Regions from separate parts of the Homo sapiens genome. Here region 2 is linked to region 1. A link is a loop called in an ENCODE intact Hi-C map of the cell type or tissue named here. Cell type or tissue: prostate gland. All regions are shown on one strand. Each heading gives the region's core, and the rest is flanking DNA. Links, peaks and the distances in the headings are about the cores only.

What was found. A loop is a pair of places that touch in the nucleus more often than their neighbours do. Peaks named below come from ENCODE experiments on the same cell type or tissue, not always from the same donor. Only the 100,000 strongest peaks of a DNase experiment are listed, where the experiment ranks them.
Region 2: a loop joins it to region 1, with 11 times the contacts of the local background. A loop is called at or near these places in 68 of 110 quality-filtered maps.

What each region holds. Positions count from the first base shown.
Region 1 is chr5:34,464,033-34,466,837 of GRCh38, forward strand. No RefSeq gene overlaps it. Among named protein-coding and RNA genes, the nearest start is that of RAI14-DT, 190 kb to the right of the region's middle. In prostate gland, for the core only: no CTCF peak of the experiment used is centred there; a DNase peak (open chromatin) is centred at 1,460.
Region 2 is chr5:34,000,320-34,003,124 of GRCh38, forward strand. All of the region lies in intron 3 of AMACR (alpha-methylacyl-CoA racemase), which reads right to left. All of the region lies in intron 7 of C1QTNF3-AMACR (C1QTNF3-AMACR readthrough (NMD candidate)), which reads right to left. Among named protein-coding and RNA genes, the nearest start is that of AMACR, 6.3 kb to the right of the region's middle. In prostate gland, for the core only: no CTCF peak of the experiment used is centred there; a DNase peak (open chromatin) is centred at 1,132; H3K27ac peaks cover 1,001 bases.

The sequences.
Region 1 (2,805 bases), core at 188-2,687:
AGAGGAGGAAAAGGAATATAGGCTCAATATGTATAGTTTTTAACAGTTTGTGGAGTCACAGAGGGTGGAAGGATCAGTGTCATTAGGAGGAGGCAGAGGTTGAGCCAGACCTGGATCACTGGAGATGAGTTGTTCAGGATGGCTGACTGGATTGTCTGTTGTAAAGGAGTTAGTGGGGTTATTTTTTTTTCTTTGATGACTGGATGTGTTAGTTGTTTCCTGCTGTGGTGTTTTCTCAGTAAATTTCTCTGTCTCGTTGTCGCATGCATCTTCAGGACACAATTTCAGGTGTCTAGTAGGAATCCAAACAGGAGACTGATGTTCACCTGGGGAAACACAAGCATAGCCTCTTCCCCACGTTAAAATAGAAACTTTCAACCATATATTAGATTGAACATCTTTCCACCATACTTCCTGTCCTTGGTTTACCATAGGGTGGTTACCAGAGGAATGTGTTTTGGCAGCAATAACAGAACTAGATTTAGGAATATTAAGAAAATTTAACGTGAGCAATGCCAAGTTTAGTTGTATGTGAGGCGTAGACAACTCCTTATCCCCCTCTTTTTGTTTACGTATTGTAATTTTAAAGTTCTGTTACTTCCTTCTATAATAGCTTGACCTTGTGGGTTATAAAGAATACCAGTAATATGTTTAATATGCCACTGATCAAGAAAATTTTTAAAAGCTTTACTGCTATATGCTGGACCATTGTCTGTTTTGAGCTCACTAGGAATTCCCATAACCACAAAACATGAAAACATATGTTTTTTAATGTGAGAAGTGGCTTCTCTTGTTTGACAGGTAGCCCAGATGAAATTGGAAAAGGTGTCAACGGTGACATGCACATAAGCTAATTTTCCAAAAGAAGGAAAATGAGTAACGTCCATTTGCCAAACAATATTAGGAGAAAGGCCTCATGGATTAACTCAGGAAGATTGTGTGGGTAAGACAAGAACCTGACATTGAGAACAGTGTTGTACAACGTGTTTAGCCTGTTTCCAACTGAGACAATATTTATGTTTAAGACTTGAGGCATTAGTGTGAGTGAGTTGATGAAATTGTTCTGCATCTGCAATGGCTAGAGAAACTAGAGTATCAACTTTATGATTACCACTAGATAAAGGTCCAGGCAAATTAGTATGAGAATGAATGTGAGTGATGACAAAAGGGTGGTTTCGGTTTCTGACAGTTTTTTATAATAAAGAGAACAAGGAAAACAGATTAGTGTCAGCAATATTTTTGATGGTAGCTGTTTCTATTGCCTTAGTGGCATGGACTACATAAGCTGAGTCAGAGACAATATTAAGAGGCTGATCAAAATCCTGTAATGCAGAGATAACAGCAAACAACTCGGCTTTTTGAGCAGAAGTGTATGGAGTAGAAATGACTTTATCTTTTGGTCCTACATACCCTGCCTTTCCATTACTGGATCCATCAGTAAAAATGGTAACGGCTCCCTCTAGTGGTGATGAACGAGTAAGTTTTAGTAGAATCCAGGAAGTATTTCATAGCAATTGAAAGAATTTTGACTTAGGCAAATGATTATCAATAGTGGCAATGAAGTCAGCCAGATTAGTCTGCCAGCACAAAGATGTAGAAAAGGCATTTTTAACTTCATTTTTTGACAAAGGGACCACAATAATGTTTGGATCAAAGCCGGAAATTTTAGTGATATGTTGACATCCTAACCGAATTAAAGTGGCCGTTTGATCAAGATATATTGAAAGAGTTTTACAGGCTGAATTAGGAAGAAATACCCATTCAACTAGAGAATCATTTTGTACTATAAGTCCCCTAGGAGAGTGGATGGAAGGAAAAACTAAAAATTGTAAAGGCAAATTTGGGTCAATACGAGAGACTTGTGCCTCTCTCGCTCGTTGTTCTACAGAAGACAACTCTTGTTTTACTGGTTCAGATAGAGAGTGAGGACTGTTTAAATCTGTATCTCCTGATAAAGTGGCAAATAGATGAGATAATGCATAAGTAGGGATGCCTAGAGTTGGTCTGAGATAATTGATGTTACCCAGTAAATTTCAAAAAATCATTTAAGGTGTTTAAATTGTCAGTACGAAGTTGGACTTTTGGAGGCTTAATGGAGTGAGCTTCTAGCTGCATTCCTAAGTACAGAAAAGGAGTGGCTTTTTGAATTTTATCAGGAGTGATGTAGAGTCCTGCATTGGCAACAGCTAATTTTAAAGAGGGAAAACGTTGAATTAATTCATCTTTAGTGGGAGCAGCAATCAGTATATCATCCATATAATGAAGAATGTAATTATTTTTTAAAGTCTGTCAGATAGGTTGTAACACAGTACCAACAAACAACTGACAAATAGTAGGACTGTTAATCATTCCTTGAGGTAAAACTTTCCGTTGATATCTAGCTGTGGGAGCTGAATTGTTAATGGAAGGTATAGTGAAAGCAAATTTTTCACAGTCTGACTTGTCTAAAGGAATATGAAAAAAGCAATTTTAAAGTCAATGATAATTAAAGGCCATTCCTTAGGAATCATGGAGGGGGAAGGCATGCCGGATTGTAATGCCCCCATAGGTTAATAACTGCATTAACAGCTCTTAAGTCTGTTACCATCCTCCATTTTCCTGACCTTTTTTGTACAACAAACATGGGCGAGTTCCATGGAGACAAGGAGGGCTCAATAGTGTTTGCTTGTAGTAAATCATTAACAATTTCAGTTAAAGCCTCCAACTTGTGTTTGGAAAGTGGCCACTGCTCTACCCAAACAGGTGACTCACACATCCATTGTGCAGGGGCAGAGGAAGAGAAGGAGAGTGAGGGCACTGGGATGT
Region 2 (2,805 bases), core at 9-2,508, 460 kb before region 1:
GCAAGAGAGAGTTTTAGCAGAGAGTTCTGAATACTGTTTATCTGGCTTTCATGTTCAGGCCAAAGAATGTGAGAAGTTTTTACACACTGTAGTGAGTCGACCTAGAAACAAAGTATTTTTGTTCTGCTTCATCATAAATGAAATGCAATCTGAAATTTTAAGCAAGTTTTTAAAAATATAGGGTCTTTTTTTTTTTGAAATGGAGTGTCACTCTGTTGCCCAGGTTGGAGTGCAGTGGCACAATCTCAGCTCACCGTAACCTCCACCTCCAAGGTTCAAGCGATTCTCCTGCCTCAGATTCCCGAGTAGCGGGATTACAGGTGCCTACCACACCCAGCTAATTTTTGCGTAAAAACTATGGATATTTTTAACTTATCTCTGTAACTCAGGATTTTCCTAACATCCAGTCAAAATGAAATACAGTAATAAACTGAATACTGAAAGCGATGAGACAATCACCCATAAACTCTAACTTCCAGTGTTTGTGTTTAGCAGAACAGCTTCGTTGGTCTGACAAAATAATATATAAATATTGAATATGTAAACATAAAATGTTTTATGCTAATAAAATACCCCTTTAATCTCTTTTATATGTTGAACGCCCTGATGAGACTGCTGAAAAATAGACGTGTTAACAGAGTTACAGATCCAGTTGGGTCCACTCAGGACAAAAACAAGCTCTGGTCTAATCCTTAGCATCAGAGGAGGTACAGGACAAGAAATACAGCAGGAACCCTCCTCGTCTCATCATAAGGCCTGGCAGTGGCTACCCTGGCACACGGCTTCTCTTGCCCCATCACTCATATACCATGCATGCGAGTGAAGAGCCCCCTGACACAGGGAAACCGCAGCCTCAATTTGCCACCAACCTTTGATACTGTTAAAAGAAAAACTTTAGACGAATTAATTTAAGAGTTTAACTGAGCAACGAATGACTCATGAATTGGGCAGTCTGTGGAACCAGACTAGGTTCAGAGCGACTAGTGTAGCCCTGGGGCCAAAGAGGACTTATGGACGGAAAATGATGTACAGAAAACAGAAGTGAGGTACAGAAACAGCCGGATTGGTTACAAGTGGGCCTTTGCCTTGTTTGAACATGGTTTGAACAGCTGGCCGCCTGTGATTAGTTGAAGTACGGCTGCTGTGATTGGCTGAGACTTGCTGCTTGTTACAAAAGCAGGTTACAGTCTGTTTACACATCCAGTTAGGTCACAGCTCATTATGTAAGAGAAACCTTTAGGTGGAACTTAAAATACGTAAGGGGGCAGCTTTATGCTACAGTTAATTTAACAACGCTGTGCTCATCATGTGGGCTCAGATTGAGTGTAAATACAGCAAAACGCACTCCATATTCCAGAGTTATCTTAACTACAGTTTCCAAGGAAACAGCACTACAATAAGGCAGCCTCCAGCTCTTCACAGGCAGGCCCAGGTCTGGAATTCTGCTGCTAAACACTGTGAAAACTTTCGGCCCATTAGAAGGTATCTGCCTTCCCCTAATCAGCTTCTGCAATTGCCTGTGTCACAAGGGGTCCTAGTGATGAAGTAATGACTATGATTTACTGATTCTTTTAGCCTTGTGTAATTAGCAAACACTTACTAGCCCCTAATGGAAATATGAACCCAGAAGAAAGATTACAACATTTTCACATACCCTAAAACCTTACTATCTTCTTTATTTAATTTATTTATTTTGAAACACGGTCTCACTCTGTCACCCAGGCTGAAGTGTAGTAGTGTGGTCTCGGCTCACTGCAACCTCTGCCTCCTGGGTTCAAGCAATTCTCATGCCTCAGCCTCCCAGGGAGCTGGGACTGCAGACGCGTACCACCAAGCCCAGCTACTTTTTTGTATTTTAGTAGAGATGGGGTTTCACCATGTTGGCCAGGCTGGTCTCGAACTCCTGACCTCAGGTGATCCACCCACCTCAGCCTCCCAAAGTGCTGGGATTACAGGCGTGAGCCACCATGCCCAGCCAACCTTACTATCTTCTAATCATTATATAATTCTGATTAGCTACATTCTGCTGAAAGCAGCAATCACCTTTTATTTATATTTGATGATAATCAATTGCATCTCTTCAGTAAATTATTCAAATTATTACTAGAGAAGTATCTAGGCTCAAATTCTCCTTAACACTCCCAAGACTCCATGTTTGCTCTTAGTTCATTCCTTTTGGACCCCAGGGACCATGCTCTTGGGGCAGCAGGGGAAGTTGTTGAAAGCAGTGGCTTTAGGGTCCAACTGCCTGGGGCAGTGCTTCGGACCCTTTCCCGTCATCTGCTTTAGAGGAAGGCAGTTAACCTCGCCAAGCCTTCAAGTCTTCAATGCCAATGATAGTAGCACGTCTCCCTCAGGGAACTGTGTGGATCACAGAAGCCCTGTGGAAGGTACCGGTCTTGAGTTTGGCGGGTACTGGTATAAATCCGGTGCTGCTATCTCATGCAGCGACTATGCCATGAGTACGCCAAGAGCTGGCCCACAAAAGATAAACCACACTCCCCTGCTGCTGGTACACACTTCAGAGAGGGCACACTGGAAAGTGTGAGATGTGCCCTGATGACAGTGTCCCACAGGCACACACTCAGTACAGGGCTGGTCATGATTCACCATGAACAGGAGAAGGAAGCGCAGGCTGAAGCTTTGGAGATGAGGGGGTTTCTGGTAGAAAATGGATTTTGTGAAGATCAGCCAGGACCCAATCCAGTTGACACTCTCAGTCTCTAAACTCTTGAGGTATCCACCAACATTTGACCCTCTGACCACTCCTTTCTTTGGTTTCCATGACAACACTCCATTCTGCTT